Linked DNA regions of Homo sapiens: region 2 is linked to region 1. Evidence: read pairs that join two places in POLR2A ChIA-PET (ENCODE). Cell type or tissue: Panc1. All regions are shown on one strand. Each heading gives the region's core, and the rest is flanking DNA. Links, peaks and the distances in the headings are about the cores only. Region 1 holds the start of LOC107984573 (a long non-coding RNA gene). Region 2 holds the start of LOC124903264 (small nucleolar RNA U13).

Region 1 (15,888 bases), core at 4,724-7,223:
TCAGTGGAGGGGAGGGACTGCCGCGTGCGGAGCCCTGCTCAGTCGGCTTTCATTTTCCTTCCACCAGCACCAATTTCAGAGGATGATGTCATTGGACAACGACTCCATAATACATGCCAGTTATAGTAGCATCCCCACAGATCCAAGCTTAACTGTTCTCAAACTGTCAATCAAGCAACGTACAGGAGGGGGGAAAAAAAAAAAAAGGAACAAGTAAGTCCTGCTTATTCCAAGCTCTTTTAATGTTTCTTAGGTACCCTCATCCCCAACCCCGGGGGGCTCCCGGGACCCAGGAAGTCCTCATTCTGCTATGTCAACTGCAATGTATGCTCCTCTTCTAGACCCTACATTTCTCGGGGACTGGGGATGTTTCTGTGTTCCACATGGGGCCGAGGACAAGTCTCAGACACCACTCTGTGCCCTGCAAAATCACAAGTTCAGGGTCAGGATTATATTTTGGGTAGAAGACGGCAGGTAACAGGATTGTTGATGCCTCTACTGTCTAGCTGAGGGGACTGAATGTAAAACCCCTCTGAGCAGATCCAGGGACATCATCTCAGTTGGCCTGACCTGCACCAGGGAGTCAACAGGATCCTGGTAACAAGGTGACCCTGCAAGGCACAGGCTGTGTCTCAGTTGCCTAATGCAGCCCAAGAAATGCGGGAGCCTTGGCTATGAAGAGAGCAACATATTTGAGCCACGTGCCCGCTCCCTCCTCTTTCCTAGATCTAAACACCCTAAAGCACAAAGAAGAACATTGCCTTTTGGGTTCCAAAGACACATTTTGTAATTGAAGTTTCTGGAGGTCTAGGAGTGTGTTGGGGGTGGGCAGTGGTGTCGTCAAAATCCTACCCATTTCACTGCAGCTAGCCCAGGGTTGAGGGAGACACCTTCTCCGAGTTGTGGGAACATGGGCCTAGCCTTTCCTTGTTGCTTCAGAAGGCATCGGAAGTGTCCTCAATCAGGCAATTTCCTCTCGGAGGAACCCCATGTGTGCACACAATAAGAGCTCATTTCCTCCTATTGGCTTTTGTTTGAGTGGTTTCCTTTGATATGGGATGTATGCCACTCTCCTGCACAGTTATCTCAAACCAGGCATCCTTCTAAGCTCAACACAAGGCCCACTCCAATTGGAGTCAGACCCAACTCGCCTAACTCTGATGGCCCCTCCCTCCTTCCCACCTTAAATGAAGCAGCAAGTATCCAGGGCCCAAGTGAAATAGGGTTGGTCTCAGGGTTCTCCAATGGCTTTTGGGGTGCATGCCTGTGTTGCACACGTGCGTGTGTGCAATGTTTATGCATATGTGTGTCTTAACTGCTCAATTCCATTGCTACCAATCATGATTGTTTCACTTCATTACCTAGCATCAGGATACTAGGCACACAGTTGGATTTTAATCAGTGCTCTGAATGAAAGGACTAAGCCTTTTGAAAATGATTCACAATGGATTTGAAGATCTGTAGATATACTTTGATTTGGAAAATATTGAAAACCTTTCTCAACTGAAAGCTGAAACGGAGACTTAGATTTCAGAGTAGCATACATTTTTCTTTGCACTCCCTCCTCTGTTTTGAATTTTTTTCACGTTTCTGTTCTTATTTCTCCCTGTGTGCTGATCAAATGGACTCTGTACCACACTTCTTTCCTCTTGGTTGTGTGTGACCCAAATCTTATGACCCAGAGCTCCAGCAAACACCTAACTTGTGAAAGTATCTCTGCTGCTAATGGGTTCTCAGTGGGGAAAAAAAAGGACATGTGATATTGAGTCTTCCAACACAGGCAACTGGGTCAGCACATCCAGGAAGGAAGGGGACTTCAGTTCCAGGAAACACCTTGAACCAATCCTTACATATTCATGCTCTGAGCAACAAAGAGGCTAACCTTTCCTGAGGGACCAGAGGGCTAGAATGGAACGGCAGATATAATGGGAGTGTTTCCTGGACCCAGAGGAAATTCATTCATTCATTCAGTCAGTCAGTCATTCATTTCCAAAAGTTTTAAGCTCAGGAGTTTGGCCCCTGTGTGAGCCAGTTACCATCTGCTTGAACAACCTAAAAACAGCCCGAGTGAGGACAGAAGCAATTTTATCTGTGCCAAAACAGCTCAAGGCATGGCCTATCACGGAGCTCGTTCAAGTGCTTCATTTTCACACATGCACTACATGAAACTTTCCAAATGTAGCCCAGCCCTCCTGTTTTCAAAAGCAGCTACATTTCAATCATCCTAGAAATACTATGATTCCTTTAGTCTGGGTAACATGCTCCAGTGTTTTACCATCTCCTTCAAATGTAAACATTCCCAAAAGTCTTTTGTAGAATAAAAAGCCTTCTTGCATTTTGCTAAAAGAACAATGGGATCTTTGTGAGGGATATCAAGCCTTTAAGAATTTGCAGAAATAGTCATGTCAAAGCCCCTGCTCTTTCTAGAATTGCTTAGAGGGTCTATAGCATTCATTGGTGGTTATTCTCTAATAGCTTTATGTCCACCCCAGATAACTATATCTTATTTATTAATGTATATTTTGTGCAGTGTAGAAAGTACTTTCTCATGTAATTAAGTTACATGAGGTGATCTCATTTAATCCCAAGCATCGCCCAAAGAAGTGGGAATTATTACTCCCATTTTAAAGATAAGAAAACTGAGATTCAAATCGATGTCAAAATCTGCCTGAAGTTGTGCAGCTAGTCTGTGGCAGAGCCAGGATTTGGGTGCAGGATTTGAATGTTCTCCTAACCCCTGTGCCAGGAGGTCTGTGAATAATTTGTGTCAACATCACTGTGTAGTCTAGCAATAAATGTGGGTTCCTAGGCCCCACCTCAGACTCCCCGAGTCAGAATCATGGGAGGTGGGGCCTAGGATTCAGAAGTCTGGGGTGGGGCCCTGGAATCTGTCCTTCTAACAAGCTTCCCAAGAGTATGTGTATCTAACAAAATCAACCTTCAGAGTAACTTGGGAGAGCTTTTGAAATGGGTATGGAAAGAAAATACAACTTCTTCTCCTGGGGTTGGAGTTGGGTGGAGAGGTGAATATAGTCCAGAAATACAACCTTGTACCAGTGGCTACAAATCTTATTCTGGGTTTGTCTGTAGATGTGCTTGTCTTTTATTAAGTTTTCGAGTGGCCCTCAAGGGCAAAGAAATAGGTCAATCCATTTTGTCAGACGTGCTGTACATTTTGTGCAGCCACACATAACCAGAAGTATCTATCCTACAGCACTCAAGCAGCTAAAACTTATTTTAAGAGTTAGGACGCTCCAGAGAACTCACAGTTCACGTATCTCACACTTAGTTTCTCTCTGTCCACAGCCTTCATCAGCCAAACTTCTTTGAAGTTTAAATGAAAAAAGATCCCTGGTTGAAGGGATTGGAGCATAGCTGGCCTCTCTTTAGCACTAAAGCACAACTTCATAGAGATGCATATGTTCCCAGGGGGAAAATGCATTCATTTTTCATCACCATATAAACTTCTGGGTATATTTGTATAGATGATGGACTATGGATTTCTGTGAGTATGACTCATAGCTAATAATTATCTAGAGAAATGCCTGCCTCAATACTAAAACACTTCAGCCATTCACAAGTATTCCACAAACATTATTTATTGAGCATCTACTACTTATCAGACATTGGCTCAAGTTTAAAATGCATGGAGATTACTATAAGGAGACATTAAAAATATTCCATATGAGGTATCTATATTGGCAGGTTGTTATTTAGGAGAAGAGTTATCTAGGCACATGAATTAGCCTTTGCTGATACCCTGTAGTATGAAGGGAAAAGCTAAAGAAAATAATAAACAGTAGTACAAAAAATATTTGTATAGCACTTTAGAAAGAAGCAGCAGTCTCTGTATTGCAGTTATGCCTGTGGTAATACAGAGATCGTGTTTGATTAGCAGTGAGGCTGGATGTAGCATCTTGAGCCCTCTCCGAAACGGTTATTTTGAGTAGAGCAGAATTCATTTCAAGGCAAAGGCCTCTGGAAGCCTCCTTGGAGACGCCTTTAGACCTCACCTCACCACCTTCCTTCACATTTATCTAATGTTTTTCACCTTTCCTGGTAGAGCAGAATCATACTTAAGCCTATCAATTTTCAAAAACCATTTTTTCCCAGTGGCCTCAGCTCATGAATCCCCAGCAGGCAGCCTCCAATGAGCCAAAAGTTGCCCCAGGTGCCACCAGGCAGCCCAGCACACCTTGCCCTCCAACCTAAACTTGCTTACTTTATCCCTGCCTCTTCTCTGCTCACCGCCATCTCCCCTTTGGCTGTGCTACCTGTCTCCCACTCCCTACCTAATCGTTTTCACTTTCCACTTCCCTGGTGCCTTGCAGTTCAGCAGCCCACGCAGCACTCTTCCAAAAAGGGACTTTCCCAAAGGTCAGAGGCGTTGTCTTGGCTTCTGCACCTCATAGGACTGGGCCCGGTCTTCATCTTTATTGAACTTTCTTTAGGATCTGCCACCATTTCCCATTCTCACCTGGTTTCAGGAAGCCTTAATCTATGACACAGTGAATAGCATGATCCTTTGTCACAGATCCAAAGGCAATGAGAGAGGTTATGAGGCCCATACACCTGTTCCAAGGTGCCCTCACCTTGGATGAAATGCTCTTCACTTTGGATTTTTGTGCCAGTGGAAGTGTGCCTAGGAAATTCCCTTCAATGTAAGGCTTTCCCAAGCCTGTGTCATCTACCCAAGCCTGTGTCGTCTACCATTTTCTAGATTGCACTTGTTTTCTTTGCTATCTCAATTCCTCTATGATTTCAAACATCAGTCTTCTGTGGATGAATTCCAAATATACATTGGGCTCCACACGCTACAGAAGCCTAGACCCATACTTCTCAGAGGACATTCCGACTTCAAACTCTTAATGATCAGAGCCAATTTTATTGTCTTCCCCCATCCTCCTGTGTGTTTATGCCATTGGCATCACTGGTTTTTCTGTTTTCTAAGCTGATCGTGTCCAGGTCGGCTTTGACTCCCTCCCTTTCCCTTGGCCCCAGTCAATCCTGCCCATGCTCTTCGTAAGTTGCTCCTGGCCTCAGCACAGCACCTCATTCTCATTGCTGCTATCCCAGCCCATGCCTTCATGACCTGCCTGAGCGTCTGCAATTCTCAGGTCTAAACTCTGCTCACGGAATTATCTCTCTAAAGCATTGTCTGACCCCTCATTTACCTGCTTAAAAATATTTGGTGGCTCTCTGCTGCATTCTGAATAAAGTTTGAAATACATAGGGTGGCATTCAAAGTCATTCACAATTTAGTCCATGCCAAGTACACCCTAGACTGCACTTCATGCTCCAGAAAAACCTGCATGGGTGCTTTTCAGGTGCACACAATGTGATTTTATCTATCCTTCAAGGCCATGTCAGATGTTTTCTCCTCCAGGAAGCCTTCCCTGACTGCCTTACTTGGATGGCACTAATCTCACAGGCATCTTATACCTCCCTTGTGGCATAATACCTTCACCATGGTGATTTATTTACACATCTTACCTGTAACGGTAGAGTATAAATTCCATGAGGGGAAAGGAAATGGGAAAGACTTAAGAAATAATTTTCTCCTCATCCACTATCTTTCATACATTTCTTTTTCCTGCAAACTTTTCTATAGCCAATGAAAGCTTCATTAAGGAGAACACATTTGCCCTGGCAGAGCAGGTCCTTAAATTAACAATGCCATCAGCTCCTTCCCACTGACAAAGGGTCCCTCACCATGCATAAGGCAATTCTGGTCCATTGTTTTACCAAATCTTCACAAAAATCCTGAGAGGTGGGCACAAGAAACCAGAGGTCCAATGAATTTGGTAACTCGTGCTTCCTACGGGACCCCGGGATTCAAATCTGTGTTGATGACCCACAAACTGCATTCCTGCCATCCTTAGCCATCCTTATTTATTTTTTGAGATCTGCAATCCCTTGACTTAAACAGACTAACAGGCTAATCTAGGGCTACACCGCCAGAAAAGGGCAAAGGGCTTTGTCATCTGCTGTCCCCACACTCTTCCTTCCTTCCATTTGTCTTGATTGCCAAATAGAAAAAAAAAAGTCTCTTAAGCAAAGCTTTCATGCATTTGAATAAAATAAAAATAGGGAGAAACAAGGAGATGTTTTGTATATAATGACAAAGTAACTGTTATTATTACTGTCAGCATCATTATTAGTTAGCACTGATCATTTCCTTTCAAGTTTCTAATTTGGAGCATTAACTTCCGTCTGGTCCAGGGTAGAATGATAAGCTGGCTGTCATGACCCTTCATGGTTCTGATTATAGGCGGGAACAGAGACCACTGCTGGAAGCCCAGAAGGTTCCAGAAGAGAGAAATGAATAAAAAGCGGAGGTCCAAGTGGGAAAAGAATAAAAATATAGGACTACCTTCCCACGAACTTTATCTTATAATACAAAGTACAAGGTAGCCAGCTACATTTTTAAAACTTTATTAAAGACAAAAAAAAAAAAAAGACCACATATCCTGTATCCAGCCCACTGGATTTTCACAAAGTGAACACATCTGTACATCTCACACCCAGATGAAGAAATAAAATATTAGCAGAGCCCCAGGAGCACCCCCTCCAACCTTTCAGATACCACCCCCAACCCCAAGGGAAAGCATGCCCCTAGGACTACCTAGCTGGCTGTATTTTAAATTAACCCCTTCGTTCTGGCCAGGACAGCCTGTGCTCTTCTGAGAGAAACCTTTTCTTGCAGCAACTGTCACTTCAAAGCAGGGGGAAAATAAAGTGTGTGTGAGGGAGTAATTTTGTGTGTAGGAGAAAAGTGTTTCTAATTTTCAGTCCTGAAAATGTGAGGGGAAGAAAGAATACGTGAAAAAAAAGAGGGAAATAAGTCGGTAAATGCAGTCCTTGCTATGCCTCCACCATTAGGAGCTGGAAGGCTTCCAGCGACATGCCATTTTGAGCAAGGAAGCAAACACAATCGCCCTTCTCCACCCTCCCCAGCCTCCGCCAGGGCAGGTCAGCTCCAACGCCCATCACCGTCAAATTTGCGGATAGGCTGACGGTTATTATTTAACGGTAACATGTTCACTAGAAGGCTGACAGTGTATTGAACATATGGTTTTGATTTTTTTTTTTTTCTGTTTGTAACTAGGGAGCAAGATGGGGAGCGTCAGAAACCTAACTCCAGGATTTGCTGGGTTCTCCAAACTGTAGCGGGAACCTCACTCCCAGGCCGATGCCCCTCTAGCGTCTGCAGCTCTGGGCCCCAGGGAGGGAGGAAGGAGCCACAGAGGGTTCGGACAACAGCACTGACTGATGCCAGAGCAGGACTCCATTCTGTTAACCTGACAAAGCGCACAGGCTGCGCCGGCATGTTTTTCTTCCACTTTCTACACTAATTTATCAAACTGGAAGGAAGAGATCAGAACATCAAATAAAAATCCACAGCCACAGAGCAATTAACTCAAGACCTAACATGTACCTGGATAAGGGGACTCACAAGAATTCCGGTATCTACAAGGTTTTAAATGGCAATGTTTTCTAACTTTGTATCTTGGGTTATTGGTCGTCAATGTTTCCAAAAATAATCACTCCTCTCAGTTACATTTTCTGATCAATTATTGAATGAGGTCTGCGTTATACAACATAAATTTCACCGAGTGGGGAAAACTCATGCTCTTGAGTGGTCAGCTAGAAAGCTGGCAATTTTTGTTAAAAATGCAAATTTTTGGCCTGGCAAATCATGCTTGCTGGGTTTATAGGGCATTAATAAAACTAATACTAGTACAGAGGAAAAAAAAAGACAGAGTTTGTGATAGAGTAGGGGCCTGGGGATCTCTACGTTAAATATCAACTCAAGTCTGAAAGCTTCAGATCAAGCTCTGGGCCTTCTCTACATGAAAATGTGGTCACCTCATAGAGAAATGGTTCAACACCCCTCCTCACCCTTCCTTTGTTTGCTCTGCGTGTCCCTAAGAAGGCCTGGGCGGAACTGAGGGAGAAAATCCTTCCTGGTTTCTCCTTCTACGAGGAAGGAGGGCAGGTTAGTGCAGCCTGCTGTTGACTGGAGCTGGGATTAATTAGTTCCTCCAGTGACCTTGGCACCTACTGATGGCGAAGTGTGTCTCTAAGCTGCTGAGAGCCGCAGAGAAACTCGGGAGGACTGAGCGCTACTGCGAAAATGCTCGTTGAACCAAAACACATAGACGATGACGGAAGAAAACCAAAAACGTGTACCTTATCTCTAAACACTGCCCGAGTGTGTTATTCAAATGGTTGATGTGAAGAAATACCTCAATCTATCTCTGCATGTATGTTTATTTAAATCTCGATCCATCAGTCTATTGTCCTTGTGGGTAATTTTGCAAGCCAGTGTCCCGCACATTGCCAGGGATTTCTGGAGGGGGCTGTTACCTGTGGTTGGGACTGAAAACAATTTTAAAGCATCCCATCATGCAGTTGTGGAAGATCATCTGTCCCGCCACACTTTACCTTCATCTATTCACTACCCCCCGCCCCCGCACTGTGCTCAGGCCTGAACCAAGCTGAGAGAAGTTAAAGAGCCCCACCTCTTTCTCTTATCACAGCTGGTTCAAGGTTCAATTTGAGTCTACAATGGGTCAACACTGCCAGAGAAGCTCAGTGTCTTGGGTTGCATATATAAAGGTATTCTATCATGAATTAGGGAGGTGCCATACTGGTCCTGTCAGAGGAATTCTGACATCTTCAAGTACGTGAAGGGGCTCGCCTCCTAAAGAGACACTTGATTTGCTTAGGGTTACTCCAAAGGCCTGAACAAGGATGAAGAGTGCAGGTTACAGAGTCCCATTTCATTTCAGCATGAGGAAGAATTTTCTAACAAAATGTTATGGCTTGTATGCGCCATAGGGTCATGATTGTCCGGTCAATAAAGAAAGATACACAATAGCTGGAAACAGCTTGTCAGGGCTGGGGAAGAGGGTAGACAGGAATTGTGCTAATAATCCCTCAGATGCCTTCCCACTTGGGATTTCCTTCTAATTTCTACCTTATATTTGTATTTTTTGTCAGTTGGGTAGATCTCCAAGGAGTGGTGTGGTGGGGCCGTCAGAATCCTGTGTAATGTGAAAAAGTTCTTCCATTGACTCTAATGTGTCTTCCCACAGCAAACCACCATTCTGGTACTTGAGTACCCAGGAGAACAAAGAAGCAGCTAGAGTAGCACGCATTGTGGGAAGTAAGTAGTTAAAAGGACCAAAGCTCTCTGCTGGTCCCAGCAGCCCCAGAGGCAGCCAGTCCCTTTGATCCTGACTCTTAATTGCAGCCTACTTGCACCAGGGAACTTTAAAGAAAAAAAAAAAAACAGGGAAACTCTAGAGATAGAGCTTGTTTTGTTTCCTGAGGGGATGGTCTTTGTGGTGGCTGCCAGGAGGCTGATACTTGAGGCTTCAAATGATTGGTTTCCTAAAGGGGAAAATAAATAGTTCCTTCCACCAGCTAAGACTCAGGTGTGACTAGAACCCCAGAAATATGAGGTGTCTGTGTGTGCCATTTAGTAGGGGTGCCAGGTACAGACTTCGAAGAGAGAACAGGACATTAGAAAAGAGACCATGGGCTAGCGCAGGAGCAGGCAGAGCACTAGAAAAAGAGAGCCTGCTCAACACTTGGACACAGGAAGGGGAACATCACACAGCGGGGCCTGTTGTGGGGTGGGGGGAGGGGGGAGGGATAGCATTAGGAGATATACCTAATGTAAATGACGAGTTAATAGGTGCAGCACACCAACATGGCGCATGTATACATATGTAACAAACCTGCATGTTGTGCACATGTACCCTAGAACTTAAAGTATAATAAAAAGATATATATATATATATATATATATATATATATATATATATATATATATATGAAAAAGAGCCTGAAGCGAGAGCATCAAAGAAAACGGCACTGCACAGGAAGGGAAGTCAAAGAAAAAAGGGATCTCTAAGAATTCTCATAGAGAGCAACAAAATCACAACAGCACAAACATTTCACTTTGGAATAGGTCTTACAGTTGATAACGAGCTTTTACCTATGGTATCTATTTAAGGTGTCTAAATGTTGAGATCCATCAAGTTGTTTAAGTTCATTCAGTGTACGTGCGCACACACACACACACACACACACACACACACACACACACATAGCGTCAAGAGTAAGAAAAAGGCCGACAAATAATCACAGCAAATAGTGGAGATGATGCCCTAGCTATCCTTGGCAATATACCAAGTCCCTTTGTGAGGAGGGACTTCTGGCTAAAACTGAACTCATGCCTGCACAGTATGCCAGTAATTGCTTATGTCTATTTAACTATTTAGTGAGCTCCACTAACAGTACTTACAACTGTCGGGGAAGTTTTTCTAAAGCAAACCCTTTTTGCTGCAATCCCCAAGTAAGAACTGGTGGACAAGGGTTGCATGTTTCCATCCTACCATCTTGAGTTTTACCCCTTATTCTGTAACCTTGGCAAGTAACTTGGTCTCTCTAAGCTTCATTTTCTTCATGAAAAGGTTTAACTGAGTTGATATACAGGAAGCTATCAGCAGAGGAGGACTTTCCATATAGTAAGTGCTCAATAAATTCAATAAATGTTAGTTCTGTTTCATTCCTAAAAGGTTATTGGTAAATTAAAAATGCATAAAAATACCGGCCATCTGTGTGTGGACTAAATGAGCATCTGGGTAGGGAACACTTCCTCTAAATCAGTTTAGCTTGACTCCTGGTTCTAGGAAAGAGGGGGCCACATGTGGGACACACAGGAAAACAAGGCATCTGAAAGGAGGGAGGACAGACAGGGGCACGAGATGGATGACCTATAACAAGGTATGAGACTCAACAATCAGGCCTGGGCATTTCACTTAAGCTACTTCGTTAGACAGCTGTCTCTTCTCATAATGTCTTCGTTTCTATTACAAGACTTTAAAACTAGCATTTTTTAAATAAATGCGATGTTAATGGCATATAACCCTTCCTCTCTATCCTTCACATTCTTTGGAGATGAGGAGGAGAGAATGGCGCTATCTACATCTTAGGGAATGAATGTGTCAGAGCTCCTGGACCTAATTCACCAAGGATGTGAGGATGCAAGTAGGCACATCAGACTTCTGGGCTCCAGTTCTGACCACCATCCAGAAGAAAAGGAATCTAAGGCCGGTTTATAATGCATATATTCCTTAGGATAATAAAAAAAAAAACAACTCTGGAGCAGACAGATAAACACAACAGCCTTCCCTGGAGGCAGTAACCAAATCTCTTGGGGAACTTGTGAGAGTCTGTGTCCACTGAGAAGATAGACGTCTCGGGAATGGGGAGATAGCCAGAGACAGGCTGTGTGTAGTCACAGAACTGCTTGCAGCTGCTGAAGTCCCTGGCTTCATGCCTTCAGCCCCAGCCACATTGGTGCAAGGCTGGTGGGATATATCAGTTCAACCTCAGCTTCACTCTGAGGCTGAACAGCCTGGAAAGACCTGCTGTGTGGAGGAGGTAGGTCCCAGTCTCCAGACTGCCAGAAGATCCTCCAAGGAGCCATCCCAGACCCAGTGATCTGCTGCCACTCACATTGTGGCAGTGACACTTCCAAAGCAGCTATTGTATTCTGGAGCCTCCTGGATGAACATCAGCTTTATCACCTGGAGCCTGTTACAAATGTAGAATCTTGACCTCAGCCCAGCCCTACTGAATCAGAGTCTACATTTTTAATGAGATCCCCAGGTGATTCGCAGGCACATGAGAGTTTGAGAAGTGCTGTCTGGTTACTTATGGTAGGTGTCTGGTGTGACGGCATCAATCTATTTGCATACTTCAAGTACTTTCTCATCATGAAAGGCTATTTTCTTCAGAGAAGTCCTTATGGCTGGGTTCAATTGAGAACTGCTAGAATCAGAAATAAATGAATCCCCAGGGTCTTTGAGAACAGGATGACAAGTGTCAAGTGATATCTCCAATCACTCTGGAATTACTGTTCTAACCAGTAACATCCCCAAAATATATACATTTTGAGAGATGGATGCAGAAGTATTGATAATTATTGGTTTTTAAATACTCTCTCTGCTTATTAGTGAAGATCGACTTTTAAAAAGTCAACTGTATATACGAGAGATACAGCTACAAAGGTTCCCTTAACTATCTAATATTCTGTGGCTCTAAACAAGATTCTGAACCAATATTTGCCCCAAAAGGACCACAGCCAGAAACCCTTGCCAGAGAGGAAAAGCTATGTGCAGGAGAGTAGTTCAACCCAGGAGACTACACTGTTTTCTTATGGAATCCTGGAGATTAGGCTATGGTGCTTAATAGTATTGGTTGTTCATTTTTTAAAAACAATTTTGCTCCTTTGTGGGTATTTATTTTTCTGATTCTTTGCTAGCTCTTATTCTCTTTTGGGCCCTTGCCATGTTCCCCAAGATTCATCCTTTGTCATTGCCTATCTCTGTTCACGCTGCCTTCTTTCACGAGGTGTGAGCACCAATGGCTTCAACTACGGCTTCAACACAGGTGTGTCTGAGCTTGTATTTGTAGCCTGTTGTCCAGGCTGTTCTTCATTCCCACATTGTCAAATGTTTATGAGACATCTCCACTTAGATGTTTCATCATTAGCTAAAAACACCATTCTCAAGTCTAAAAACTCATCATCGCCCACCCTCCTTCAACCCTATTCCCATTTATTGGTCCCTTTTTCAGACCACTCCCATTTCTGTCAGGGTACCATTGATATCACTCCTCCTAGAATTTCTGCAATGGCGTGACCTCAGCTCACCGCAACCTCTGCCTCCTGGGTTCAAGGGATTACCTTGACTCAGCCTCCCGAGTAGCTGGGATCACAGGCATGTGCCACCACATCCGGCTAATTTTTCTATTTTTAGTACAGATGGGGTTTCACCATGTTGGTCAGGCTGCTCTCAAACTCCCAACCTCAGGTGATCCACCCACCTTGGCCTACCAAAGTGCTGGGATTACAGGCGTGAGCCACTGTGCCTGGCCCAGTTTCACTCTTCTAAGCTCTCACTGCGTTCTATTATTTTTCCTTCAAGATGCCTTTTGGATTTGCCCTTTCTCCTTCATTTGTCATGCTAATGCAACCCTTTTCCACTTTGTACCTGGAATATTGTGAAAGTTTTCTAGCCGGTGACATCACTAGTTACAAATGTTCTGACCTCTAACCCTATCTTACAAGTCCCAATTGAATCTTTATAAAGCATTAGATGTGATGTTATAGGTAATGAAATTAAACTCTTCCACAGGGCCCTTCAGCTCATTCATATCCTGACTCCACCCCCTCCATCTAACTTTATTCCCCACTGCACCCTAACACTTCATCTCCATCTCCAAGGTCAAGGTTCCTTCCTGGCCACTATACCACATCATGCTATTCCTCCTTCCTGAGATTTTGACCACTGGCCTCTCCAAACATTTTTGATCATACATTCTTATCAGAATGTTTTTTTTTAGATCAGAAACAACCACTAAGGATGGTTACTTTATAAATATTATTCTTGCATAACCCTGCTAATATGTTACACACATTATCAAACATCCATGAAAACTGACATTTTTAAAGGATGAGCTAAATAATATATAAGATGGAAGTTCACCTATTTCCTTGCCAAGTGAATAATCTTGCCCTTGGCCCGGGGTGTGGACATACCACATTAGAGACATGGATCCAGACCAAATACATCCATTCAGACCCAGAGGAGGCAGCTCTTCCTGTGGGAAGCCTTATCTCTTACTCCCACCCAAACTGAGCTCCACTTTCCTGAACTCTGAGAACACTGAAAATTATATGTAGTAAATCATTTAGACAATATATATTGCATCAATACTTTAAGTTTGATTAATTGAAGCTTGCATCTAGGATGCCAGAAATTTATAGATTTTTAGAATAATTCAATATCTTAATTAAAAATATTACTGTCTTCTCAAAATTGCTTGGGTTGGGCTCTACTCAATTACGCAACATCCATTAAAAGAAAACTCCAAGTCAGACTGAAGTTTAATTTCATTTATCTCATTAAATATCACGTGTGGATTCCCAGAGGTTTGAGGACTACTATTTCTACTTTTGTGGCCAATGAGACTTTTAGCACATTGCTTAACCTTACTCAATTTGAGTTTTCATTGAATCTGTAAAACAGAGGGCAAAATGTGACCATTAAAAGAGATAATAGGCCAGGAACAGTGGCTCACACCTGTAATCCCAGCACTCTGGGAGGCTGAGGCGGGTGGATTACCTGAGGTCAGGAGTTCGAGACTACCCTGGCCAATATGGTGAAACCCTGTCTCTACTAAAAATACAAAAATTAGCCAGGTGTGGTGACACACGCCTGTGATCCCAGCTACTTGGGAGGCTGAGGCAGGAGAATCGCTTGAACCTGGGAGGCAGAGGTTGGCAGTGAGCTGAGATAGTGCCACCGCACTCCAGCTTGGGCAACAGAGTGCGACTCTGTCTCAAAAAAAAAAAAAAAAAGATAATAAATATAAAAACTGAAATTATATATACATGTAAGATATATATATGTTACTATCACTAGTACACTCAGTATTTGCATATTATAATGTAAACTATATAAAGTACATCTGAGAGTTTTAAAATAATTAATCTCCTACCTCCACCTTGAGCTTTTTTTTCTGCAAATGAATTATTTTTATGTCCTCAATTTCATTCGTTCAGCTGAAAAACATAATGTCACCTACCTATACAGCTTGGGGGTCTTATGGGCCTGAGTTTAAATACTTGCTCAGCCAAGTATTAGCTGTGGGATCATGGCTGTCAGAGCTTTTCAGAGCTTCTCTTCTACTGGCCAGCTGGGGATAGTATTAACTTTGTGGGGCTCTCCTGCTCTTCTTAGGTTCAAATTATATGAGATATGTATGTAAAACAGCCAGTTTCTAACACATGCCCTTGAAATATTCATTTCCCCCCCAACTCCCTGTAACAGGCTTAGGAGAACTCAATGAGATGCTCTCATGGGAAAATTGAATGCTTTGAATTTTGGTCTCCTTGTAGACTTTGGTTTTTCCCAGATCTGCAGACCATTCATAATTACGCATGGATTTTCTGTTCTAGAAGCACCTTACTTCTGTGTGACCATTTGGGGTGCAGAGCCAGCACAGGTTTTGTGCTTGAATGCCTAGCAGTCAGAGCTGAAAAAGCAAAGCAAATCAACCTGTCTTCTTGCTCTTCCTTGGCATCTAGGCTACCAATGGTCCCAAAGTCTAGTCTAAATGCACACGCTGCCCATGAAGGCATTTGGGGACAAGCATGTGCACCCCCAGGGACAGTTCTAAGTTTTTCCTGTCCTTCAAAATTCAAGTCAATTAGCTGCTGGAAAAAAATCAATAACTCCAAGTTTTAAAAATCCAGTTTATAATGCATCTCCTCCAGCAGCTTTACCCAGCACATCCTTGCCAGAGTGCCCTAAGTTTAGACTCCCACTTTTTAACTTTCTATTTGAACTGCTAATTAAGATAATGCCTGTGAACGCCCTTTGTAAAGTGTAAGAAACTACACATATGTTAATTCTCCTTCTGAAGACATTTGAGTGCTTAACCATCCTTATCTCATTTGTAAATATCTTGTTTCCTTGCTATTGTGGATTGCAAACGGCCGCAGCATTTTCAGTGTTCTTGACTCCTCCCTTTTTCCTCTGAGGTCATGTACCACCCTGGAGCTCTTCTACAGCAACCAGCTTGCAGTCAATGCCCATAAACCTTGGACCTGCCCATCTGTCTGCCAAGACCCATGCCTGAAAAGAGTTCTATAAACATGGCTACATCCTCAGCCTCCTCTCTCAGCTCTCCCCCAGGCTGCGTCCCTGAACCTCGCAGCTTGTCTGTGCCCAGAGAATACACACTAACTGTGATGTTAGGGTAAAACCAACAAATAAACCCAAAACTTAGTGTTTCAAAAGG
Region 2 (15,888 bases), core at 6,887-9,386, 180 kb after region 1:
TCTTACTCTATCTATTTTGTGTGAACACTGCTAAAAATGGTTTGAGCGTCAAGCATTTGTTCTCAAAAAGTGCACCTGTCTGAAATACAGTTGATTCTTGTTATTCACATTAGCTATGTTTTAGAAAGTTGCTGTAAACACTGATTTAGCAAATATTGAATCATTGCTCCTAGGAAGAACACAGGGTTAAGTTCCTGTGAGCCTTGGGTAACATTTTCATTCATTGATCAATACGTAAGTTTATTTTATCTGCATTTTTGTTTAAAGGCATCCATTTACTATATATTAATTCATTAACATTAAACTTATACCCAACAGCCCTATAACTCATGTCCTATCTAACACATGTATTTTCTCCAGAAGGCATATCACAGCCTTCCTGTACTCAGAAACACTGGACGGCACTTCCACAATATGCTCTGAGGGCCACTTTGAGGAGTGAAAGCACCAACAGCAAGCACAAAAATGAAAAAAAAAAAAAAAGGCACTGCACAGGCTGTGCAAGGACACCTGTTGGCTGTCTGAGAGCTGAAGCTAGAAGGTAGGGTTGCCTGGTTTCCACCTCATCTGGCACATGAGCAGCCAGAGACTCGGATTTTTGCCCCTATGGGCATGTCTACAGATGACTGGAAAAGAGCTGCAAGTATTGATTTTGGGGTCACGAATACATTTTAGCAAGTAGGTAAATTAGCAAATATGGAATCTGTGTATAATGAAGATTGACTATGTCCTATTTCTGTGCTACCCTGAATTTATGTGGATATGTGATGATTTTAACAACACTACGGCTCAATTATGCATGTGACTTCATGCTAGTTTTAGCGCCATTTAGATTTTGAACTGTAAGTTTATCTTGCATGATTTTATTATTTCTTTCCATCCCACTTAAAGAAAGGTAGAGAATTGCCTGTGGTTTACTGGTAGTGGTGACGGTGAATTTCCTCCAGGGCACGAAACTAGCTTTCCAGGGGTAATACGAATCAGCTACAGAGCAACACAAAAGGAATTAATAGAAATGTAATCTCAAAAGGTACTTCTGTTTAAAACCACAAAATCTTATGTACTATTTATTATCTGTAAAACCACAAAATCTTATGTACTATTTATTATCTGTGGGTTGAAAATAAATTTCAGAATCCAAAGAGGATTGAAAGGGTACAAAAACTAAAGGATTGTTTGACATATATGAGTATTTTCTGTTTTTCACTGATTGTTACCAGAGACTAGAATTGTATGATTAAATGAATGGAAATATTGTATCTGTAATGATACTTAGAGAGACTTTATAAATATGGCGGTCCTTACACTCTTTCATACTTATGAGAGGAAAATTTTTGCTGGAGTATGTGAAAATGCTGATCAATCTGTCTGCTCTGCTCACATTTTTCTCAGATCATTTGTGTCTACAGCTGAGAGATGTGAAGCCATATCATGCCACTTTTCCTGGCCAGAGTTGATTAGACCAGGAATGGACACCTGACCCAAGATGGGCTAATAATAATTGTTACCCTAGAGTCATCATAAACAGGGCAAACCATTTAGTGGAATAGAGTATCCAGAAATAGATCCAGAAAAATGTATAAATTTGACAGATGACAAAGGACATATTTCAATTTCTTGAGGAAAAGACACTGTAATGCTGGTGCTAGCATAATTTGCTCTCCATCTAAAAGAAATGAAACCAGACCCCGATTTCACACGATCTACAAAAATATCCATGATGATGTAATATTTTCATGTAAAAATAAAATCAGTAAAAATATTTGAAGAAAGTATGTATTTATATATCCTTGGCTGGAGAAGAACTTCTTACACAGATTAGGAAACTCAAAAACCATAAAGTAAAAAAAATTTTGAATATTAAAAAATCTTATTATGAATTAAATCCTAAAGAGAGTCAGAAGATGAACAGTGGACCAGAAAATATATTTTAAACAGATATCGGATTTAACAGAGTTGACTGCACCATCATCCTTGAAATATCTCCAAGTATTTGAATTTTATCTACAATGCTACACTCTCATGCTTTCTTTTCTACCTCACTCACTGATTGCTGCTTTCCAGCCCAATTTACTCCTCTCTTCTCCCTCTAAATTTTGGAGTACCCTAGAGTTCATTTCTTAGCTCTTTTTATATTTCCAGATGCCCCCTTGGTGATTCCATGGGATCCCATGCCACCAAAGGTCACTTACACTCTGAAGATTCACAATTTAACATCACCTGAACTGCTTCCCTGACAGCCAAACTTACCTTTCCAACACCAACCAGCACCTTCCTGTGGTTGTTTAATAGGCATCTCTATCTCAACATGTCCAATCAAGGACCTTTGATTTTCATTCTCAAAATGATTCCCCATCCCCACTCTGGCAATACTTGTTTTGCTAATGTTATGGTTTGCTATGGTTTATTTGGCTCCACCAAGTCTCATGTTGAAATTGATCTCTGGTGTTGGAGGAGGGGCCCAGTGAAGGCATTTGGGTCTTGGGGGCAGATCCTTCATAATAGCTTGTGCTGTCCTTGTGATAATGAGTGAGCTCTTGCTCTTAGTTCCCATTGGAACTGGTTGTTGGTTGTTGAAAAAGGCCTGGCACCTCCTCTGCCTGTCTCTCACCATGCAATCCCTGCATGCAGGCTCCCCTTCCTTTTCCACCATGAGTAGAAGCCTCCTGAGGCCTCACCAGAAGCAGATGCTGGGGCCGTGCTTATACAGCCTGCAGAACCACGAGCCAAATAAACCTCTTTTCTTTATAAATTACCCAGCCTCATGTATTCTTTGATAGCAACACAAATGAACTAAGATAGGTAAATATTAATAGCACCAAGCTTTTGTTTAAGCCAAAAACCTGAGAATCACCCTTACTTCCTGCTGAAACCTCACATTCTACATCTAGCCACTGAAAAAGCTGCTTTGCATTATTTTCAAAATACATTCCCTAGGGCCGGGCGCTGTGGCTCAAGCCTGTAATCCTAGCACTTTGGGAGGCCGAGGCTGGCGGATCACAAGGTCAGGAGATTGAGAGACCATCCTGGCTAACACAGTGAAACTCCATCTCTACTAAAAATACAAAAAATTAGCCAGGCATGGTGGCAGGTGCCTGTAGTCCCAGCTACTCGGGAGGCTGAGGCAGGAGAATGGCATGAACCTGGGAGGCAGAGCTTGTAGTGAACTCAGATCACTCCACTGCACTCCAGCCTAGGCAACAGAGCGAGACTCTGTCTAAAAAAAAAAAAAATACATTCCCTAGACACCCATTTGTCCTTGTTCGTTACGCTGTTCTCATCATTGAACTGCGATAATCTTGCTCCTAGATTACTACAATGGCCTTGTAACTACATTCCCCATCACACTCTTGACTTCCTCCATTTTATTCTCCATAAATGACCAATATGATAAAACAAAAGAAAACATAAATCAGACCATGGTTTCCCTCTAGTTGTAAGCCTCCAGTATAATACCATCTCACTTAAAATAAAACGTAATCTCTTCCCCATGCCTCTAAGTCCCTAAATGACCTGGCTTTCCTCAAGCTCCCAGCCTTTTCCTCTGCAAGCTCACTTTCAACACTGCATTCCAGCTACATGGACTTTCTTGCTGTCCTCCAAAGAAGTCAAGCTTGTCTCTTAGCATGTGTACTTCCTTTGCCTGGAATACACCGTCCTCAGGTTTTACCATGACTTTTTCTTCATGTCATTTGGAAACTTTTTCAAGTGTTTTAAGGTTTACCCAAACCATATTTGAAACCCTTCACCCCTGTCATTTTCCATCTATCATGATGTTTCCCCACACTGCTTGACATTACCTGAAATTATATGACTTTAGATTACTTGTTCCTTGCCTCTCCCAGTAGAATGTAGGCTTCATGAGAACATATACTGTGCTTTGTTTACCACTGCACTCCCTACCTTCAAAAGTGCCTGATAAGTAGTAGGCACTCAATGGCTGTAAATCAGATGAATAAATGACCCACACGGTGGGTTAATCTGCCAAACGTAGAGTGCCTACAATATATAAACAATCCAAGGAATGAATGGATGTGACCAGGGCATTGATAAAGAAGGAAATGTGACGGATCGTACTAATATATTGTAAAAGATCAATATCATTAGTGTCCCCATAACTGCATATTAAAATACTTAGATAACCTTTCCATTTAGAAGATTAGTACCAATTAAAAATTACTGATACTATTCACTGCTGAAGGAGATATGAGGAAATGGTCATTATTTTACACTGCTGGAGAAAGTTTAAATTGCTACTAAAATAATCTGGTAATAAATATTAATGTGAAAAATGCGAACTCCTACGAATGTTCTAGAGAGAATCTATAATATAGATTTAAAATCACATAAAAAAAACTCTATTGCAGAATTGCTTGTAGTATTCAAAAGTAAACATTCTTTTTTAAATTTTATTTTTTAATTGACAAATAATAATTGTTTATGTTTGTGAGGTACATAGTGATGTTTTGATGCCTGTAATAGATAATAATGAGACCAGAGTAATTAACATATCCATCATCTCAAAAATTTATCATTTTTTTGTTTTAGGAACATTCAATATCCTCCTCCTAGCTATTTGTAACTACTAATATAATATTATTGTTAAAATTGTTGTCCTGCAGTGCTATACAACACTAGAACTATTCCTCCCATTTGGCTGTAATTTTGTATCCTTTAACAAATCTCTCCCTGTCCCTCCCTTCCTCCTATCAGTCTCAGCCTCTCATATCCTCTGCTCCACTTTTTATTTCTATGGGATCAACTTTTTTTAGCTTCCACATATGAGTGAGAACATGTGGTGTTTAACTTTCTGTTCCTGGTTTATTTCACTTAACATAATTTCCACCAATTTCAAAAATGGAAATTCTAATGACCCTCAATAGTAGAGAGATTGAATGTTTTAGGATATGTCCACACAATAGAATACTATGCAGCTATTAAAAAGAGTAAAGGAAATTTACGCATCCTAACTTGAAGGGGTGCCCAATATACCACAAGATTGAAAACTGGAAGTTAAAGGATAATGTGTATAGTGTACAAAAAGCAAACAGCAAACAACAAAAACCTGTGTGTGTGTGCTTGTGTTCACACAGGCTTGCAGAAGACGAGAGAAATGCAGTAACACTAATCTGTTAGGATGATCTCAGGGAAATACAGGGTAGAATGAGGGAGGGGTGTTAGTTTTTCTTTATGCATCTTGTATTTTAAAATATATTTTATAAAATTTAGTTTAAAATTATTTATTTATAAAAGAATAAAAGTGGCAATGAAGTTAATAAGCCACTGACTCTCCTTAGTTATGCAGAAGAATACATAAAGAAATTAAACTAAGGAGTTTTACATTTTAAAAATTAAATCAGAATTAGAATAAAATAACGCTAGCAGATTTGAAAGTCTTGATAAAAGTTCACTTTTATAGAATAGATATATTATCAAAATGACTTGAGAGAAAGAATAGAAATCTTCTATTTCTCTCAATAGAAATAATAACTATTAAAAAATTAAAACCATTATCGAATAATTACTTCTCCAAAGTTAAGCCCTGATTATTTTAGCAGTAAATGCTTTTAAACTGATGATTTCAATACCACAAAAACAGTCCCAGAAAGGAAAAGCCTATAAAGTTGCTTTATTCATTCCACTGAAATGGAAATATCTGTAAGTGTGTGTCAAATACACACACACACACACACACACACACACACACAATGAGAAAGACTACATCCATCACCTTTCTGGGGAAAAGTGCAAAAGTAGAGAACCAGAAACTTTGAGCAATGTAGAGAACCAGAAACTTTGAGCAATGTTTGGAAGAAAAAGAAGACTGGATCAGAAGGGTGTAGAAACCAGAGAAAGAAAAATATTACACACAGAAAAGAAATGTGCAGACTAAAACCACACTTTTCCCCACTGGAGCCTTCGGGCCACTGAAGCCTGGAAAGGCTCATGCAATTCTTTGAGCAGAAATTGATCTGAGCTCCAACTTGAAACATGTAACTATTTTAATCTTATATTCCTTGAATAGCATATACTAATGAACCATAGTAAAATATTTTTTAAATTATAGATCTATAAGGAAAAGTTGGCAAAACTGTCAATACGATGGGAAACTTCAGCTCTCGAGCAACTGATAGACCAGGCAGACAAAAAAAAAAAAATCAGAAAAGATATACAGTATTTAAACAATAAGAATAATAAACACAATCTAATGGCTGTTACTAAAATAGTCTCCTACATGTCCATCAGTCAGGAGTCACCCAAAGAAAGGAAAACCACTTTAATTATTTAACACAGGGTTGGGGGGATAGAGCGCAAGAAATTGGTTCCACGTGTGAGAGAAGAGTTGCAATGACAGATGGGTTTTGTTGAGCCAAGAGATTAGCAGCAGCAGGAAGCCACCACCGCTCCAAAGCTGGGATCAGTAATAATAGACAGCTTTTTCAAGGAATTTTACCATAAATTAGTTGGAGAGGGATTTGGGGTCAGGGTTTCATTTTGCTTTTTCAAGAGACTTCTCTCCTTGCTCCTGGAGGGAGAGGGTTTGAGCCTCCCCTTGGCTGTTGTGGATAGAAGTTTGAGGTCTAAGGGGAGAGCAGCTTAATCAAGAACATACGGAGGTGTGGGTCGGCCTCTCAACTGTCGGAAAAAAATACCTAAATATATTACACAAGAATAATTCCCTGAAACAAATCTGCAGATTGAAGCAGGGGCACACTGTGGTCCCCAAACTCTGCAATGTAGGAGGCTTAACACAGAGAAATATTCTGGTTTAGTGGTTGCGCTTCAAAGGTAAAAAAGGATTTCTTCAGGCATCCAGGCTTCAATATCAAATAGCCTAAATAGGGAAAGCCATTAGGCAGACCTCCAACTTCTCTATGGTGATGTCAATTATTAGAAGGCATTTGCTACTATGTTCTGAAGGAGAGAGTGACTGAGAGCTACCGTGTCAGAACAAATGTCTTTCCATCAAAACCAGCTACATAGTGGGGCCCAAAGCAAAATGAAAACAAGGTACCCCTAGATACAAAATATATTAAGAATTTCAAAATGATGACAGCAGAACATGAATTAGCCCAAGCATGGGGTACTTCTTGTCTCAGCGCAAGATTCTGTGTTGCTGCATGGGCTGCACACTAACAAAGTCAGCCCTGCTTTCAAAGATTTAGGAAACTTTCAGGCTTTCCCATGAAATACAGTGTGAGCCCTCTTCAGCAAATTCCTTGATGACAAAAAACCTAGAGATGAAATTAAATAAAGAGCTTAGAAATGAAGGCTCTGCACTGGTGGAGAGCCTTGAACTGATTTATATATAAAACAAATTCTAAACAACTTTGGGAATTATTGTTACAGAATACAAATACTTGAAACAGGAAGAAGAATGAAATTGCTAGTGCATTCATCTAGCCCTGCAGGTAAGCACTTGACACTACCTAAAATCATATTGTGTTTTTAATGAGATGTAATGATTCTACACTGAGTGTTTTATTTGGTATCTTCCCTGGTATCTTCATGTCAGATTGGTAATGTGCTGACGTCTTAACAAGGTTTGAGGGAGGTTCATCTCACACATAGCATGAAAACCCAATTATCATGCTCTGAACCACAAAAGAATCTGGAAGACTATAGAAGAATCTTTTGTTGGGAAATATCTCATGGAGTGAAGAAACATTTATGTGAGGATGAAGTGATCTCACTGGTTTTACTTCAGTTTATTTTTCTTCTATTAAATTTGGATAAGTTACATTTAATCCTTTTATTGAAAAATACATTATTTGGTTTTTACAAAAGTATGAATGTTAATGATTATTCACGTGTGATGGGATTTGAGTATTTTACTTTCATCTTTCTCATCTTTGTCTTTTCTGTATTAATTAAATTATTTGTAAGTGTCATATGTAATTTTTACAGAAGCTAAATTTAATTTTATTTAATTAAAAAAATTAAGTCAAATATTACCCCACCCAAAGGTTCCAGTCCACAGAATTTTATTGGTGAAATCTATAACAACTTCAAGGAGCTGTATTTACTTTGTTTGAAAGAACAGAGAGCTAGAAAATTTCCAACTTGTTCTGCAATATATCATTGATACCAAACCAAGACAATTAACTACCAAAAAACAGACATATCAATCGCTTTGAAGATAGATGCAACAATGATAAGTAAAATCTTTTCAGGTGGCCACACCCTTTCAAATCCAGCCATGTGGGTGTGGGTGTGGGTGTGGGGGTTGGGGTCACAAGAGAGTTGTGTGGACATCAAGAGCCTAGCATACTTTTGCATGGAAGCCATGGAGATGTTCTCCTCCCCTGTCTCTGACACCCTGAATAACCTCTACTAGACTGAGGAAAATGGAGGCCCAGGGGTACTAAAGGGGTCCCAGGGATGGGCAGAAACTAAATTGGACTGCTTGGGTTCAAATTGTGGTGTCTTAACTATCACCAGCCTTCTTCAAGAGAGGCTACTGTCATGGACTGCTAAGATGGCATAACAAGGGTAAGGCAGTGGAAGAAATCCATCCAGAGTATAGGTCATAAGGAGTGTATTGCCTGTGGACAGTTTTGGAAACAACAGTAAAGACAGCCAAGCATTAGTCTGCTTTATGTTATCACCATGAGTCTAGTTTCAAACAATGTCAGTGATAAAATCCTCCCTTGTGGAAAAAAATCAGTTCCTTCCAGGTTTACATTTTTAAACAAGATTTCAAAAATTGTATTTATTTGTTTATGTGAATTTACAGATGACAAAGTGTGTACGCTTGTGGTGGACAATGTGATGGTTTGATATATGTATCAAATACAGAATGTTTGAATCAAGCTAATGAACATATCCATCACCTCACATACTTATTATTTTTGTGATGAAAATATTTAAAATCTACTCTCTTAGCAATTTTCAAGTATACTATACATTATTACTAATTATAGTTGCCATGCTACATAACAGATCTCCAGAACTCATTCCTATAGTCCCACTAAAACTTCATACACTTTGACCAACATTTTCCCATTTCCCCAGCCCCTGGTAACCACAATTTCATTACCTATTCTTTAATAAATGCTGTGCTTTAAATGAAGTTAATTTCAAAGATCTCTCAGTTATACAGTCAGCCCTCAACATCTGCATAATTAGCTACATGGGATTCTTTTATTTATTATTTATTTATTTTTTGAGACAGTTTCACTCTTGTTGCCCAGGCTGAAGTGCAATGGCACAATCTCAGCTCACTGAAACCTCTGCCTCCTGGGTTCAAGAGATTCTTCTGCCTCAGCCTCCTGAGTAGCTGGGATTACAGGCACGCACCACCACGCTGGGCTAATTTTTGTATTTTTAGTAAAGACGGGGTTTTGCCATGTTGCCCACACTGGTCTTGAACTCCTGGCCTTATGTGATCCACTCGCCCCATGGGATTCTTTTCAAGAGTAATGCTGTACTGGTTTGGAAAAGTTTGAGTTTGCTTCAGGAGCTGTTTGTGTCACCAACCTCAATGGCACCACACATTCTGTGTTTAAGCTGCAAGTTAGAAATAAACAATGACAGTACAATGATTATAATGACAAAGAAAATTTATGTTATTCCAATTCTATCAATCTATGTGATTTCTTGGACTTTTTATTTGGGTTTAAAATTTGGATAGCCATATGTAGAAGAATAAAACTGTACACTTATCTCTCACTGTATACAAAAATTAATTCAAGATTCATTAAAGAATTAAATGTAAGACCTAAAATTATAAAAATTGTAGATGGAAACCTAGGAAAAACAATTCTAGCCAATGGTCTATGCAAAGAATTCATGACTAACAGCACAAAGGCAAATGCAACAAAAACAAAAATGGACAAATTTAACTCAAATAAAAAGCTTCTGCACAGCAAAAGAAATAACACAGTGAACAGACAGCCCAAAGAATGGGGAAAAATACTTGCAAATTATACCTCTGACAAAGGACTAATATCCAGAACCTAAAAGAAACTAAAGGGGGGCAGCATGAGCAACGCAGAAGACAGGTGATTTCTGCATTTCCAACTGAGCAAACGGCACACCAGGAGATTATATCCCATGCCTGGCTTGGAGGGTCCTACGCCCATGGAGCTTTGCTCATTGCTAGCACAGCAGTCTGAGATCGAACTGCAACATGGGAGCGAGGCTGGGGGAGGGGCGCCTGCCATTGCTGAGGCTTGAGTAGGTAAACAAAGCCACTGGGAAGCTTGAACTGGGTGGAGCCCACCGCAGCTCAAGGAGGCCTGCCTGCCTCTGTAGACTCCACCTCTGGGGGCAGAGCATAGCCAAACAAAAGGCAGTAGAAACCTCTGCAGATTTAAATGTCCCTGTCTGACAGCTTGGAAGACAGTAGTGGTTCTCCCAGCATGGAGCTTGAGATCTGAGAATGGACAGACTGCCTCCTCAAGTGGGTCCCTGACCCCTGAGTAGCCTAACTGGGAGGCACCCCCCAGTAGGCACAGACTGACACCTCACACGGCTGGGTACCCCTCTGAGACGAAACTTCCAGAGGAACGATCAGGCAGCAACAGTTGCTGTTCACCAATATTCGCTGTTCTGCAGCCTCCACTGCTGATACCCAGGAAAACAAGGTCTGCAGTGGACCTCCAGCAAACTCCAACAGACCTGCAGCAGAGGGTCCTGACTGTTAGAAGGAAAACTAACAAACAGAAAGGACATCCACACCAAAACCCCATCTGTACATCACCATCATCAAAGACCAAAGGTAGATAAAACCACAAAGATGCGGAAAAACAGGGCAGAAAAACTGAAAATTCTAAAAATCAGAGCGCCTCTCCTCCTCCAAAGGAATGCAGCTCCTCACCAGCAACAGAACAAAGCTGGATGGAGAATGACTTTGGCGAGTTGAGAGAAGAAGGCTTCAGACGATCAAACTTCTCCGAGCTAAAGGAGGAAGTTTGAACCCAATGCAAAGAAGTTAAAAACCTTGAAAAAATATTAGATGAATGGCTAACTAGAATAACCAATGCAGAGAAGTCCTTAAAGGACCTGAAGGAGCTGAAAACCATGGCACGAGAACTACGTGATGAATGCACAAGCTTCAGTAGCCGATTCGATCAACTGGAAGAAAGGGTATCAGTGATGGAAGATCAAATGAATGAAATGAAGCGAGAAGAGAAGTTTAGAGAAAAAAGAATAAAAAGAAATGTACAAAGCCTCCAAGAAATATGGGACTATGTGAAAAGACCAAATCTACGTCTGATTGGTGTACCTGAAAGTGACGGGGAGTGGAACCAAGTTGGAAAACACTGCAGGATATTATCCAGGAGAACTTCCCCAATCTAGCAAGGCAGGCCAACATTCAAATTCAGGAAATACAGAGAACGCCACAAAGATACTCCTCAAGAAGAGCAACTCCAAGACACATAATTGTCAGATTCACCAAAGCTGAAATGAAGGAAAAAATATTAAGGGCAGCCAGAGAGAAAAGTTGGGTTACCCACAAGGGGAAGCCCATCAGAGTAACAGCTGATCTCTCAGCAGAAACTCTACAAGCCAGAAGAGAGTTGGGGCCAATATTCAACATTCTTAAAGAAAAGAATTTTCAACCCAGAATTTCATATCCAGACAAACTAAGCTTCATAAGTGAAGGACAAATAAAATACTTTACAGACAAGCAAACGCTGAGAGATTTTGTCACCACCAGGCCTGCCCTAAAAGAGCTCCTGAAGGAAGCACTAAACATGGAAAGGAACAACCGGTACCAGCCACTGCAAAAACATGCCAAATTGTAAAGACCATCGATGTTAGGAAGAAACTGCATCAACTAATGAGCAAAATAACCAGCTAACATCATAATGACAGGATCAAATTCACACATAACAATATTAACCTTAAATGTAAATGGGCTAAATGCTCCAATTAAAAGACACAGACTGGCAAATTGGATAGTCATGACCCATCAGTGTGCTGTATTCAGGAAACCCATCTCATGTGAAGAGACATACATAGGCTTAAAATAAAGGGATGGAGGAAGATCTACCAAGCAGATGGAAAACAAAAAAAGGCAGGGGTTGCAATCCTAGTCTCTGATAAAACAGACTTTAACAAAAATCAAAAGAGACAAAGAAGGCCATTACATAATGGTAAAGGGATCAATTCAACAAGAAGAGCTAACTATCTTAAACATATATGCACCCAATACAGGAGTACCCAAATTCATAAAGCAAGTCCTTAGAGACCTACAAAGAGACTTAGACTCCCACACAATAATAATGGGAGACTTTAACACCCCACTGTCAACATTAGACAGATCAATGAGACAGAAAGTTAACAAGGATATCCAGGAATTGAACTCAGCTGTGCACCAAGTGGACCTAATAGACATCTACAGAACTCTCCACCCCAAATCAACAGAATATACATTCTTCTCAGCACCACACCGCACTTATTCCAAAATTGACCAGTTGGAAGTAAAGCACTTCTCAGCAAATGTAAAACAACAGAAACGATAACAAACTGTCTCTCAGACCACAGTGCAATCAAACTAGAACTCAGGATTAAGAAACTCACTCAAAACCGCTCAACCACATGGAAACTGAACAACCTGCTCCTGAATGACTACTGGGTACATAATGAAATGAAGGCAGAAATAAAGATGTTCTTTGAAACCAACGAGAACAAAGACACAACATACCAGAATCTCTGGGACACATTTAAAGCAGTGCGTAGAGGGAAATTTATAGCACTAAATGACCACAAGAGAAAGCAGGAAAGATCTAAAATTGACACCCTAACATCACAATTAAAATAACTAGAGAAGCAAGAGCAAACACATTCAAAAGCCAGCAGAAGGCAAAAAATAACTAAGATCAGAGCAGAACTGAAGGAGATAGAGACACGAAAAACCCTTCAAAAAATCAATGAATCCAGGAGTTGGTTTTTTGAAGAGATCAACAAAATTGATAGACCGCTAGCAAGAATAATAAAGAAGAGAGAAGAATCAAATAGATGCAATAAAAAATGATAAAGGGGATATCACCACTGATCCCACAGGAATACAAACTACCATCAGAGAATACTATAAACACCTCTATGCAAACATACTAGAAAATCTAGAAGAAATGGATAAACACATACACTCTCCCAAGATTAAATCAGGAAGAAGATGAATCCCTGAATACACCAATAACAGGCTCTGAAATTGAGGCAATAATTAATAGCTTACCAACCAAAAAAAGTCCAGGACCAGATGGATTCACAGCCGAATTCTACCAGAGGTACAAGGAGGAGCTGGTACCATTCCTTCTGAGACTATTCCAATCAATAGAAAAAGAGGGAATCCTCCCTAACTCATTTTATGAGGCCAGCATCATCCTGATACCAAAGCCTGGCAGAGACACAACAAAAAGAGAATTTTAGACCAATATCCCTGATGAACATCGATGCAAAAATCCTCAATAAAATACTAGCAAACCAAATCCAGCATGATCAAGTGGGCTTCATCCCTGGGATGCAAGGCTGGTTCAACATATGCAAATCAATAAATGTAATCCCGCTTATAAACAGAACCAATGACAAAAACCACATGATTATCTCAATAGATGCAGAAAAGGCCTTTGACAAAATTCAACAGCCCTTCACACTAAAAACTCTCAATAAATTAGGTATTGATGGGACGTATCTCAAAATAATAAGTTATTTATGACAAACCCACAGTGAATATCATACTGAATGGGCAAAAACTGGAAGCATTCCCTTTGAAAACTGGCACAAGACAGGGATGCCCTCTTTCACCACTCCTATTCAACATAGTGTTGGAAGTTCTGGCCAGGGCAATCAGGCAGGAGAAGGAAATAAAGGGTATTCAATTAGGAAAAGAGGAAGTCAAATTGTCCCTGTTTGCAGATGACATGATTGCATATCTAGAAAACCCCATCGTCTCAGCCCAAAATCTCCTTAAGCTGATAGGCAACTTCAGCAAAGTCTTAGGATACAAAATCAATGTGCAAAAACCACAAGCATTCTTGTACACCAATAATAGACAAACAGAGAGCCAAATCATGAGTGAACTCCCATTCACAATTGCTTCAAAGAGAATAAAATACCTAGGAATCCAACTTACAATGGATGTGAAGGACCTCTTCAAGGAGAACTACAAACCACTGCTCAACAAAATAAAAGAGGATGCAAACAAATGGAAGAACATTCCATGCTCATGGATAGGAAGAATCAATATCACGAAAATGGCCATACTGCCCTAGGTAATTTATAGATTCAATGCCATCCCCATCAAACTACCAATGACTTTCTTCACAGAATTGGAAAAAACTACTTTAAAGTTCATATGGAACCAAAAAAGAGCCCTCATTGCCAAGTCAATCCTAAGCCAAAAGAACAAAGCTGGAGGCATCATGCTACCTGACTTCAAACTATACTACAAGGCTACAGTAATCAAAACAGCATGGTACTGGTACCAAAACAGAGATATAGACCAATGGAACAGAACAGAACCCTCAGAAATAATACCACACATCTACAACTATCTGATCTTTGACAAACCTGACAAAAACAAGAAATGGGGAAAGGATTCCCTATTTAACAAATGGTGCTGGGAAAACTGGCTAGCCATATGTAGAAAGCCGAAACTGGATCCCTTCCTTACACCTTATACAAAAATTAATTCAAGATGGATTAAAGACTTAAATGTTAAACTTAAAACCATAAAAACCCTAGAAGAAAACCTAGGCAATACCATTCAGGACATAGGCATGGGCAAGGACTTCATGACTAAAACACCAAAAGCAATGGCAACAAAAGCCAAAATTGACAAATGGGATCTCATTAAACTGAAGAGCTTCTGCACAGCAAAAGAAACTATGGTCAGAGTGAACAGGCAACCTATAGAAAGGGATAAAATTTTTGCAATCTACTCATCTGACAAAGGGCTAATATCCAGAATCTACAAAGAACTCAAACAAATTTACAAGAGAAAAAAACAGACAACCCCATCAAAAAGTGGGCAAAGGATATGAACAGACACTTCTCAAAAGAAGACATTTATGCAGCCAACACACACATGAAAAAATGCTCATCATCACTGGCCATCAGAAAAATGCAAATCAAAACCACAATGAGATACCATCTCACACCAGTTAGAATGGCAATCATTAGAAAGTCAGGAAACAACAGATGCTGGAGAGGATGTGGAGAAATAGGAACATTTTACACTGTTGGTGGGACTGTAAACTGGTTCAACCATTGTGGAAGACAGTGTGGCGATTCCTCAGGGATCTAGAACTAGAAATACCATTTGACCCAGCCATCCCATTACTGGGTATATACCCAAAGGATTATAAATCATGCTGCTATAAAGACACATGCACACATATGTTTATTGCGGCACTATTCACGATAGCAAAGACCTGGAACCAACCCAAATGTCCAACAATGATAGACTGGATTAAGAAAATGTGGCACATATATACCATGGAACACTATGCAGCCATAAAAAATGATGAGTTCATGTCCTTTGTAGGGACATGGATGAAGCTGGAAACCATCATTCTCAGCAAACTATTGCCAGGACAAAAAACCAAACATCGCATGTTCTCACTCATAGGTGGGAATTGAACAATGAGAACGCTTGGACACAGGAAGGGGAACATCACACACCGGGGACTGTTGTGGGGTGGGGGGAGGGGGGACGGATAGCATTAGGAGATATACCTAATGTAAATGACGAGTTAATGGGTGCAGCACACCAACATGGCACATGTATACATATGTAACAAACCTGCACGTTGTGCACATGTACCCTAGAACTTAAAGTATAATTTAAAAAAAAGAAGAAACTCAAACAGCTCAACAACAACAAAAATAACAAAACCCATTAAATAGTACACAAAAGATATGAGCAGACATTTTGCA

Evidence for each region. ChIA-PET counts read pairs that join two places held together with the same protein. Peaks named below come from ENCODE experiments on the same cell type or tissue, not always from the same donor. Only the 100,000 strongest peaks of a DNase experiment are listed, where the experiment ranks them.
Region 2: POLR2A ChIA-PET joins it to region 1 with 6 read pairs; 2 of 35 experiments call an interaction of 5 or more read pairs at or near these places.

Annotation. Positions count from the first base shown.
Region 1 is chr13:97,227,085-97,242,972 of GRCh38, reverse strand. All of the region lies in intron 1 of MBNL2 (muscleblind like splicing regulator 2), which reads right to left. LOC107984573 (a long non-coding RNA gene) reads left to right here and starts at 3,423. Exons shown (of 2, transcript XR_001749968.1): 1 at 3,423-3,505; 2 at 7,109-7,562. It overlaps LOC101927385 (a long non-coding RNA gene), which reads left to right. Exons shown (of 4, transcript XR_001749966.2): 4 at 68-119. RefSeq lists an enhancer at 15,122-15,888. In Panc1, for the core only: no CTCF peak of the experiment used is centred there; no DNase peak of the experiment used is centred there; H3K4me3 peaks cover 686 bases; H3K27ac peaks cover 2,500 bases.
Region 2 is chr13:97,049,103-97,064,990 of GRCh38, reverse strand. LOC124903264 (small nucleolar RNA U13) reads right to left here and starts at 7,612; the gene lies at 7,511-7,612. LOC124903196 (a long non-coding RNA gene) reads left to right here. Exons shown (of 2, transcript XR_007063842.1): 2 at 361-1,156. In Panc1, for the core only: no CTCF peak of the experiment used is centred there; no DNase peak of the experiment used is centred there.